Regions from separate parts of the Homo sapiens genome. Here region 1 is linked to region 2. Evidence: chromatin loops called from intact Hi-C (ENCODE). Cell type or tissue: Caco-2. All regions are shown on one strand. Links, peaks and the distances in the headings refer to the core of each region. The heading gives the core; the rest is flanking DNA. Region 1 has its middle 290 kb from the start of IPMK. Region 2 has its middle 400 kb from the start of IPMK.

Region 1 (5,394 bases), core at 330-5,329, 110 kb before region 2:
TTTCTGTGGTCTTAAAGTATTGCTCTCTTGCAAGTTTAGTATATTTTTTCTTCACATGATCACTTAAATTCAGATTGGAAAGTTTACTCGATAAGGTTCCTACTCTACTTTGGGATTTTGAATGGATAATTCTGCTGAAACATAATCAGTTAAATGAGTTTTAATTGGGCAGTGCTACTCATATTTCTCACAAGTCTGATGCTGCTGGCCACTCAGTGCAGAAATCACATGCCAAATGTAGAAAGCCAGAAATATTTAAGTTTTGGCTTCCCTCCTTTGTCATAGAACCCCCTTTCTAGGGTCAAAATACCCATTTCAAGTGCTTTGAAAGGAGCTTTGAAAGATTTAAATGGTGTTGCAACAGGGAGAAGACTAGCCCAGTCTGGGTCAACAGCTGTGTTTTCTGTTCTAGGAGTCTCTCTCGACCAGACTTACCTTTGTTGTTGTTTTATTGTTTTCTGATATAAAGCCTTGGTCTTGGCTTTGGCCCATCAGTGACTGGAAATCTGATGATGGAGAAGGTACACAGGATCTTTGCCACCTGCCGGGCAGATGATGCTAAGAACCACGTGGCTGCCATTACTGTAGGGCCTGATTTGTGTTTTAAAAGAATCAGTCTGGCTGTTGTATCAAGAATAGACCCAGGAGACCTGGTAGAAGCCAGTTATAAGCTTTTTGCAATATTCCAGTATGAGATTATGATAGTTTGCATCAAAGATATCTCAGTGCAGATATTTAGAATTGCTCAGATTCTAGCTGAATCTTAAAGGAAGAACCAACAATATTTGCTGAGAGTTTGGATATAAGATGTGAGAGAGAGGGAGGAGTCAAAAGATGACTCTAGATGTATTAGTTATCTATCATTGAGTAACGAAGTATTTCAAAACTTAGAGGCTTAAAACAATAGCATTGATTTCTCATAGTTTCAATGAGTGTTGCTGGATGTTGCTTTAATGGGTGCTCTGGTTCTGGGTCTCTCTCAAGGCTGTAGTCATCTCATGGGTCAACTGGGAAGGATCTGCTTCCTGGCTCACTTTCCTGGCTATTGGTCAGATTCAATTCCTCACAAGCTGTTGGCCAGAGATGACTCTTTGTGTTTCACTATGTAGGCCTCTCCATAAAGCATCTCACAGTATGGCAGTTTGCTTCATTAGAGTGAACAAGTGAAAGCGTCACAGAGTGTCAACAAAAGGGAGGCTGCTAGCAAGATGGAAGTCACAATCTTTTGTAAACTAGTCATGGAAGTGGCATCCAATTACTTTTGCTGTATTCTATTTAGCAGAAGCAAGTCACTAGGTCCAGCCCACGTTCAAGGGGAGGGGCGTACCCAAAGGCACGAATACCAGGAAAAAGAATCATTGGAAGCCACATCAGAATACCTGAGTTTTAGCCTATATCCACCATGCCAGAGTTTCAGCCTCCATAACTGGACTGTTAGAGATCATATTTACTGAGATGAGGAAGACTGCATTAGGAGCATCTTTGTGAGGGGTTGGGTTGGGTAAATTAGAATTTTTTATTTTTGATATGTTAAATTTGATATGGCTAGTAAACATCCACGTTGGTTATATGTCTGACTTTAAAGGGAGCTATTCAGGCAGGAGATAAACAGGAATCTTCTTGCACCTTGATGCATTATCATACACCAGTGACAATGATGTGAGCACACATGGTAGCATGTGTTTTACATGAGTCAGTATCATATAGCAGTTAGCAGCAGACATCCCAAAGCCCCATTGCATAGGTTCAAATTTCTGCTCTACAACTTACTATGTGTTTGACCATGAATAAGTTACTTGTTTTTGAACCTCAGTTGCTCATCCATAAGTTGGGGATAATAACAATAACTAAAACATAGAGCTGTAATGAGTTGAATGAATAAGAATGTATGAAATGATCTTAACTTTGCTTATAGTAAGTGTAGTATATTATTATTATTATTGTTGTTGCTTTTTTTTTTTAAAAAAAAGAATCACCTTTTAAACAGCATGCAATTTGAGAATACTGTTGCCATCTGGCAGCTTTGGATGGATAAAAATGTACCAGTCTTCCATAAAATGCCTTATTCATCATATGTGTCTACATGTGATCTCTGGCTATTCTTTGACTTGAAAATAATGATAAGAGAAAGCTATTTACATAAATAAAGCTATTATATCATAAAAATAAACAAATTGAAGTTTTTAAAAGGTGTTTCAGATACATTTAATGCATCTATTAAAAAATAGAATTTATTCCACCATTCAACAAACTTGTTTTATTGTCTCCTATAGCTACATTCTGCTCCTTTCATATAGGAGGTCAAAGAATAAATTAGGATCTTCCAGGTATCAGGGTTTAGAAAAGTGCTGGTAGTAAAAAGAAAAAGGTGTTAATAGTCATTTTTTTTCTTGATTCCTTCTAAGAGAAGAGTGAATCATAACACATTGGTGGTGGGTGAGAATGGCATGACTCTGTTGATAGCCCTCAGTTTTGTTTTTTTGTTTTTTTTTTTTTTTTTACGCAATTGAATGAGTGGTGGAAGACCTGCTTCTTTTTCTTCTCCCTAACTAAAGCTCAGAGAAAGCTGAAACATGTGAGAATCTGCAGTGGCATTCAAATCTTGCTCTGAGGAATGAGGACTCTGAGGATGTGTGTCTGGGGCTATTCTGTATGAGAGAGGAGTTAAGAGTGCTGGTTTTTGGTTCCACTCGCATTACTTCAACAATAACTTCTGTTTTCACATGTTTTGTACATTTGGTATCTGTGTAAATTTTGTTTAAAACATTTTCTTGGGCTGAAAAGTACTTAAAAATTATTACTTAAAAAGAAGCCTGTTCGTAAATATCTTACACCTACGATTTCTGTAAACACATTGATTAAAACATAAATGTGCCTGGGAAGGTTATGCGGACTGGGCAAGGGGGAAGTGACTCATCAAAAAGTCTTTGCTTAGGTGTTTCAGCCCAATCAGATTGCTTTCCTAAGCCCCTATTTATGATCCACATGAGAAGTGGGGAGCTTTTCAGAAAAGAGAAAAAGTGATGTAACTGTGGAACATGTGACATTAGAGGTTAGGCAAGCCCAAGGGGACTCGCACTGAGAAAAATTTCAAAAGCCAAAGGGCAGTGTGAAGGCATTACATTTTTGTGGTGTAACAGAGGGATTACAAGAAGATAGATGTTAGTAGCAGAGGTGAAAAAGAACAAACACTTAAATTATTTTAAAATCGGACTTTGTGTTGGCCATTTTCCTATTTTTTGTATGTCTAGAATGATATAGCCCCATATAAGAAAAACAGGGCTACATTTTAGGACTGGACCCAGGACTAGCTGGTAGGGCAACAGCAGAGTGCATATTTGCACAAAATGTGTACCTGTGCTTATGTGCAAATTAAAGGAAATTTTTTACAGGTCTTTGCTTTTTTGAAAATTTGTTTTTGTAAATTGACACATTATAATTGTACACGTTAATATGTGTAGAGTACTATTTGACGTTTCAGTGTATATCTATGATGTATAATGATTGAATCAGGGTAGTTACCGGATCCATTGCCTCATGCATTTATCATTTCTTTGTGGTGAGAACATCCAAAGGCCTCTCTTCTAGCTGTTTTGTAATATATGATATTTTACTATTACATACATTTTATGTGCAATAGACCACCAGAACTTATTCTTCCTAATTGTAATTTTGTACCCATTGACCAACCTCTCCCCATCCCCCTCTCCCCTCCTTAGTCTCTCATAACCACTGTTCTACTTTCTGCTTCTATACCAACTTTCTTTTTCTTTTCTTTTTTTTGAGATATGGTCTCATTCTGTCACCCAGGCTGGAGTGCAGTGGCACGATCACAGTTCACTGCAGTCTCAAACCTCCCAGGCTCAAGTGTTCCTCCTGCCTTAGCCTCCCAAGTAGCAGGGACTACAGGTGCAAGCCACCACGCCTGGCTAATTCTTTTTTTTATCCTCTTAGATTCCACATAAGATCATGTGATATTTTTCTTTGTCTGTCTGGCTTATTTCACCTAACCTGATGTCCTTCAGGTTCATCCATGTTGTCACAAATAACAGGATTTCATTCTTACTTATTTTTTTCTTTCATCCATAGGACTCTGCTTGATTGGGATTTCATTCTTTTTATGGCTGAATAATATTCCATTGTGTATATAAGCCACATTTTCTTTTTTTAATTTAAATTTTATTTTAAGTTCTGGGATACATGTACAGAATGTGCAGGTTTGTTACATAGGTAAACATGCGCCATGGTGGTTTGCTGCACCTATTAAGCCATCACTTAGGTATTAAGCCCTTATGTATCAGCTATTTGTCCTGATGCTCTCCCTCCCCTCCCCCGACCGACAGGCCCCAGTGTGTGTTTTGTTCCCTTCCCTGTGTCCATGTGTTCTCATTGTTCACCTCCCACTTATGAGTGAGAACATGCAGTGTTTGGTTTTCTGTTCCTGTGTTAGTTTGCTGAGGATGATGACTTGCAGCTTCATCCATGTCCCTGCTAAGGACATGACCTCATTCCTATTTATGGCTGCATAATATTCCACGGAGTATATGTACCACATTTTCTTTATCCAGTCTATCATTGATGGACATTTGGGTTGATTCCATGTCACATGTCTTTGCTATTGTGAATAGTGCTGCAATAAACATACATGTGTATCATCTTTATAACAGAATGATTTATATTCCTTTGGGTATATACCCAGTAATTGGATTGCTGGATCAAATGGTATTTCTGGTTCTAGATCCTTGAAAAATTCCCACTGTCTTCCACAATGATTGAACTAATTTACGTTCTCATCAACAGAGTAAAATCATTCCTCTTTCTCTGCAGCCTCGCCAGCATCTGTTGTTTCTTGACTTTTAACTAATCATCATTCTGACTGGCGTAAGATGGTATCTCATTGTGATTTTGATTTGCATTTCTCTAATGATGAGTAATGTTGAGCTTTTTTTCATGTTTGTTGGCCACATAAATGTCTTCTTTTGACAAGTTTCCGTTCATGTCCTTTGCTCACTTTTTAATGGGGTTTTGTTTTTTTCTTGTAAATTTAAGTTCCTTGAAAATTCTGGATATTATAATTTTGTCAGATGGATAGATTGCAAAAATTTTCTCCCATTCTGTAGGTTGTCCATTTGCTCTGATGACAGTTTCTTTTGCTTTACCACATTTTTAAAATTTAGTCATCTGTTAATGTACACTTAGGTTGATTCGTATCTTGGTTCTTATCAGTAGTGCTGCAATAAACATGGGAATGCAAATATCTTCTTGACATACTGATTTCATTTCCTTTGGGTATATACACTGTAGTGGGATTGCTGGATCATATGGTAGTTCTATTTTTAATTTTTTGAGCCATACTGCTTTCTGTAATGGCTGTGATGGTTTACAATCCCATTG
Region 2 (5,394 bases), core at 326-5,325:
GTGGTAGAAAAGTACTGGAGAAACTTAAATACAATACTGGAAGAGACTATATAGTAGACATTTTCTCATATGGAACTTTCAGAACAACTGTAGAGACCATTTGTAAAGAATCTGGCTTTCCAGAGAAAAGCTGGTTATCAAGGGACTCAGACTGAATCTGCACACAACACTAGTCAAGGATTCGCTCTATCACTTCCTCATGGGGAACTTCTATTAAGAAAAATACAGATTTCAGAGCCTTACATCTAAAGCTTGTAGATCTTGGAACTTGTAATCTATATTTTTAAACATGATTTTCTGGAGATTCTGATGAACATCCAGGCTTGGGAAGTAGTTCCTAGACAATTCATAAGGTGTAGAAAAAGCTGCTAATGGCTGGTAACAGGGTGATGAGAGAATGAGGAGATGACCACATAAGATTCAGACTTCCCAAAGAGACTGACCTTCTATTTCCTGAGTAAAGGTTCAATAAGGGAAACTTTGCAAAATGCAATGAAGCAAAACAGACTCTCCATGGTTGCATTGTGGTTTTGCCTTGCTTAATTGGAAACTGCAGTATTTGTCTGGAAATGCTTGCTGATTAAGTCAGTATTTACTTTGTGGTGTACGATTTGAATGAAACTAAAACAGGTAGATTTAAGAAATGTTAACAATATTCATAAACCAATTCTCTGATTTCTCATGAGTTGATTTCATTAAAATACAAAAAAAATTTGTCAAATACTCTTTCATTGACAAAAAAATTAGCTTTAAAAAAGAATAATAGCCCTATTCATAAATTTTCATCTATTTGAACTCCTTTACATAATTAATATTTAGCAGGAACAATTGTATGTCATTACACATATTGGTAAGCTAAATGCAATTATGAGAGCACGTCACATTTGGGATAAAAAATGATAAGACTGACATACCTTCTGACCTCAATCTCCATGGAAAATAATTCAAGTAAGATAAATTAGACTTAGAGAAATATAGGAACAAGATTCTTGTTAAAGAACAAGTCTTGTTATAAATGCCGCTTGAGTGGAGTAAAGTCTGTTTTAAAATCCTTGAATATAATTGACTGTATGTCTTTTTGGAATGAAGGCTAAAATATCCTTAACATCAGGAAATGGATTTTAAACAGGTTAAATGATTTTATCTGTAATTTAGGAACTTTACCTTTTTGCACTTTTAGCTTTAAATCTCATCCTCCACAGTCTGAGAAGTTCTTTAAATTATGAAAGTTGGTTTATAGATGTATTTTCACAGAACCACTGAGTCCTGGAAATTGTTAAAGGATTATGCCAGATTAATTTTTGATTTTGCTACAGACAATCAAATGCTCAACATCTATGGAGCATATAACATCCTGGTATTCTGAAGTACAGGAGAGATAGAAAATCTTACAACCTGAGGTAGTACTGGTTGTCTTTTCTACTTCTCACATCACCTCTTTCTAGTATGCCTTTTATAGGCTGACTGCAGCCTCTACTTCAATACCTCCTAAAATAGGAAACTCACTATCTCACGATGCTGTCAATTCATTTGCTGGAGGACCTCAGTGAAACAAAAGATCTTCCTTATATAGAGTATTTCTTTAAATTCCACAAATTTACCCTACTTAAGTTACATGGAATACCACAGGAAGCCTACATTTCTGCATTTTACTCCATTAATATCTGAAAAAGCGTCATGTTTCCCATGAATTCTCTATTCCCATGTCTGCAAATTTCCTGGTGCTTTTCCTTATTTTTTCATGGAGACTTTTCTTCTCACCTACAGCGTACGATTGCAATGTCCCATGGCAAGGGCCCTAGTCATCTGGCACCTGCTTACTTTCTTTAGTTTTATTTCTTATCATTCTCTGATACTGCTCAATGTGCCAACCATGCTGAGATACCCACAGTTTGCCAGATGAAATGTGCTGTTTCACAGTGGCATATTCTGAGATGTACTTTTTCCTATGACTTAAGAATTTTCCTTCCCAGTGAACCCCTATCATCTTTTAGGATTCACTCCATTGTCACCTGCTCTAGAAGCCCCACTTGACGCCTCCAGGGGAGGAGAGTTTCTCCCATCTTCTATCTTACCATTTGAAGATACCACTGCTCAAAGTATATTCTCATGTCTCTCTTCTTCCCAAGATTGTAAACCTGTTGAAAACAGTGACCATGCCTTTGTTATTGCTCTGAGTATTCCTAAGTTGCACACAGTGGGTGTACAACAAATGTCTGCTGAATTCATGGACTGATATCCCTGATCCCAAATGATATAACTGCTCTGAACCCATAGATCCCCTGGTAATAATTACAATGTACCGTGCTTATGGGCACAAATATAATCAAATACATATGATTTCTTTTTAAGTGTCAGTTTCTTTCTTTGTCCCTAAAAGGCCATAGGTGTCAGAGTTGAGGTATTTGTGCTATATGAGTCACCAGCCTTATCTCTTTTAACCCACAAATTCAAGCTTAATCCTTATAACTTATCACTGTTTTGGCACCCTCAACACTACTTTTTTTGTTCCCTTCTTGACTTTCTGGTTCTCAGCCTTTCACATATTTCTCACCTGCATTTACATTCTCTTTACTGATGCCAGGTGTTAGAACTTCTCTCCCCTGGTTCTAACTCTGACCTGATTAGTTCTGTCTCCTGATGCTGTCTGTGTTTCAGCATGAGGTTTTCCTGTCTTGCTCTATTGATATTAGTGCACCAGAGTCAGGTGTTAGGCATAAAAAGAGTCAGCACATAGAGTGAATTTAAGCAATAAGCTGGGAAAGGGATAGCTGGAAACTAGTACCCAAGGGAGAAGAATGATTCTGGAATAGATAATCTGCCTGAAAGGTGGGGACAAGTATACTAGACAAAGCCAGGTAGGCAGGTCAGCATCAGGACATATATGAGTCATGAAGATCAGAGCCTCCAGCAGGGAGAAAACGCAGGAGAGAAAATGCAATGGGATCTAGAATAGTATAAATGCCAGAAGGTTACAACACAGTTGGTCAAAGTCCATGTAAATGACTATTTATTGGCTCTTTTCTACATATGGGGCAGGTGCTGTGTTTGCTGCACATTGGGGAATGAATAAGGGAGTCACAACCCTGCACTGGGGTTGCTTACAGCTGAGTTGAGGGAAGCTTACCAAATACACAATTAAATCCCCTTGTGATGGTGGAATTACAGGATGCTATGGGAACATGTAGCAGCGACAGCCAGGCTGCTGCTTCCACCCTGTTTAAATGCTCTGGCGAGACATTTCAGGGGTGCTTCTTTCTCAATATTCTCAAATCTCAGGCTTGCTTTCCCTCCTCTGTGACTACCTTGAGAATCCCCCAATCCTGGGTCCCAACAATTCCTCTTTATGCATTTCAGTCTCAGACTACAGTGTCAGACCAAGTAACAACACTGCTTTTCTCTCCTTGGCTTACTGATTCTCTTATTTATTTCACGTTCACTCTCTAATGCATTACCTGAGTGGCTGCTCCAGTCCTGTCCCTTCCAATCAACCTCAAATCTTTTCATCCTCAGTGCATGACCTTGTCTCTGATTTTCCTGAGCAGATTGAGGTCATCGAATGAGAATTCCATCCCTCCACCCCTTGCTACCTGCTGAAATCCATCTCTACTGCCTCTTATTATTCCTGCACTTTTACTTTTCCCTATTTCTTTCCTCCAGACTTTGAGAAAAAGGCAACCTTCTTCTTTTTATAGTGCTGACCTTTTCACTTGTGATTTCAACCCGATCCCCTCCTTCTTTCTCCAAAATTTTTCTGGAAAAAGAGTTTTCTCTTTTTTTCTGGCATCTTCAGTTGTTCTCTTCCTATTCTCTTTTTTTTTCCAGGTACCAGAATGCATGCACACATGCTAGACTTATCCTAAGAAAAAGTCTCTCTCTTTTTATTGACCACTTTCTTACTCTCATTACCAAACCCATGTACAAGTATAAGTGTCCCATGTTTAGTTGACAACATGTTGGTAACTTAAGAAAGGGGCATCAAATTGGTGTATCCCTAGTGCTTCTATTTCTTCCCAGATTTCTTTTTATTTTCCTTCTGTTCAGATTATTATCATCCATTTTTAACTTCTTTTTTTTTTTGTAAGGTTAGTAGCACAATATAACACCTCCATCTATTTGGGCTTGCTGCAATTATCAAATAAATACTTTATCCTTTAAAAGAGCTACATGCCTGGCAAAATGTAATCACACATTGAATGTAAGTTAGAATTTTTAAGGCATCTTTTTTATATCCTACGTGTTTCCCAGTGTCCAAATTGTCAAATTTCTGTTTAAATCGAATTGCTAATATTTTGATTTGAACATGATTAGCTGCCAGGTATGGAGGTGGTCAATTAGAATAAGCCAAGCTGAAACTAACAATTAAGTCTTTCTTTATGTATTATGACAGCACAGCAAGAGGCAAAAAAGCGAGGCAATGGTTCACCAGTATTTTATTTTCCCCCAAAAGACAGCACCGGATGAGGCTTTAATGGACACATGATAGACAGGGGAGAATTATCTCACTGCTGAGGAGCCCTGGCAAAAGGCTCCTGCATTTTTTTTAATTCCAGCATTATTGAGGTATAATTCACAAATAAAAATTGTACATATTTAAGGTGTACAACTTGATATTTTGATATATGTATACATTGTAAAATAATTGCCACAATCAAGCTAATCAGAATGTGCATCACCTCACAGTTACCATTTTTTGTGTTGCTAAAAGAAAAACTTCAGCCAAATTAAATTTAAAAGAGTTTAATTGAGCAATGAACAATTTACACATTCGGCACTCTTCCCAGCCAGTATTTTTGGAGACTTCAGCGCAGCCACGTGTAGGAAGAAGATTTATGGACAGAAAAAGGAAAGTGATGTACAGAAAATGGAAGCGAGGTACAGAAACAGCTGGATTGGTTACAGCTCAGTGTTTACCTTATTTGAACAGGGTTCCAACTGTTAGCTACATTTGATTGGCCAAAACTTAGTGATTGGCGGAAGCACAGGCCATGGTCTGGTTACACCTCCACTTGTTACAGTTCACGATGTACAGAGAAACCTTTAAGCCAGACTTAAAATATGTAAGGAGACAGCTTTAGGCTAAACTTGTTTTAGCAGTGTGTATGTGGTGAGAACACTTACAATCTACCCTCTTAGCAAATTTCAAGTATATACTATAGTACTGTAAACTAATCACATTACTATACATTAGATCTCCAGAAATTATTCATCTTGCCTAACTGAAATTTTCTACCCTTTGGCCAGTTTCACCCTGTTTCTTCTTTCCCTAGCACCTGGCAACCATCATTCTATTGTCTGCTACTATGAGTTTCCAACAGGTGTATGAAAATGTGCTCAGCATTGCTAATCATCAGGGAAATGTAAGTCAAAACCACCATGATATATAACCTCATA

Evidence for each region. Hi-C counts contacts between places; a loop is a spot of excess contacts. Peaks named below come from ENCODE experiments on the same cell type or tissue, not always from the same donor. Only the 100,000 strongest peaks of a DNase experiment are listed, where the experiment ranks them.
Region 1: it touches region 2 in a loop (9-fold over the local background); 1 of 110 quality-filtered maps calls a loop at or near these places.

What each region holds. Positions count from the first base shown.
Region 1 is chr10:57,977,305-57,982,698 of GRCh38, reverse strand. It overlaps the pseudogene MRPS35P3. Among named protein-coding and RNA genes, the nearest start is that of IPMK, 290 kb to the left of the region's middle. In Caco-2, for the core only: no CTCF peak of the experiment used is centred there; no DNase peak of the experiment used is centred there.
Region 2 is chr10:57,862,549-57,867,942 of GRCh38, reverse strand. No RefSeq gene overlaps it. Among named protein-coding and RNA genes, the nearest start is that of IPMK, 400 kb to the left of the region's middle. In Caco-2, for the core only: no CTCF peak of the experiment used is centred there; a DNase peak (open chromatin) is centred at 2,952.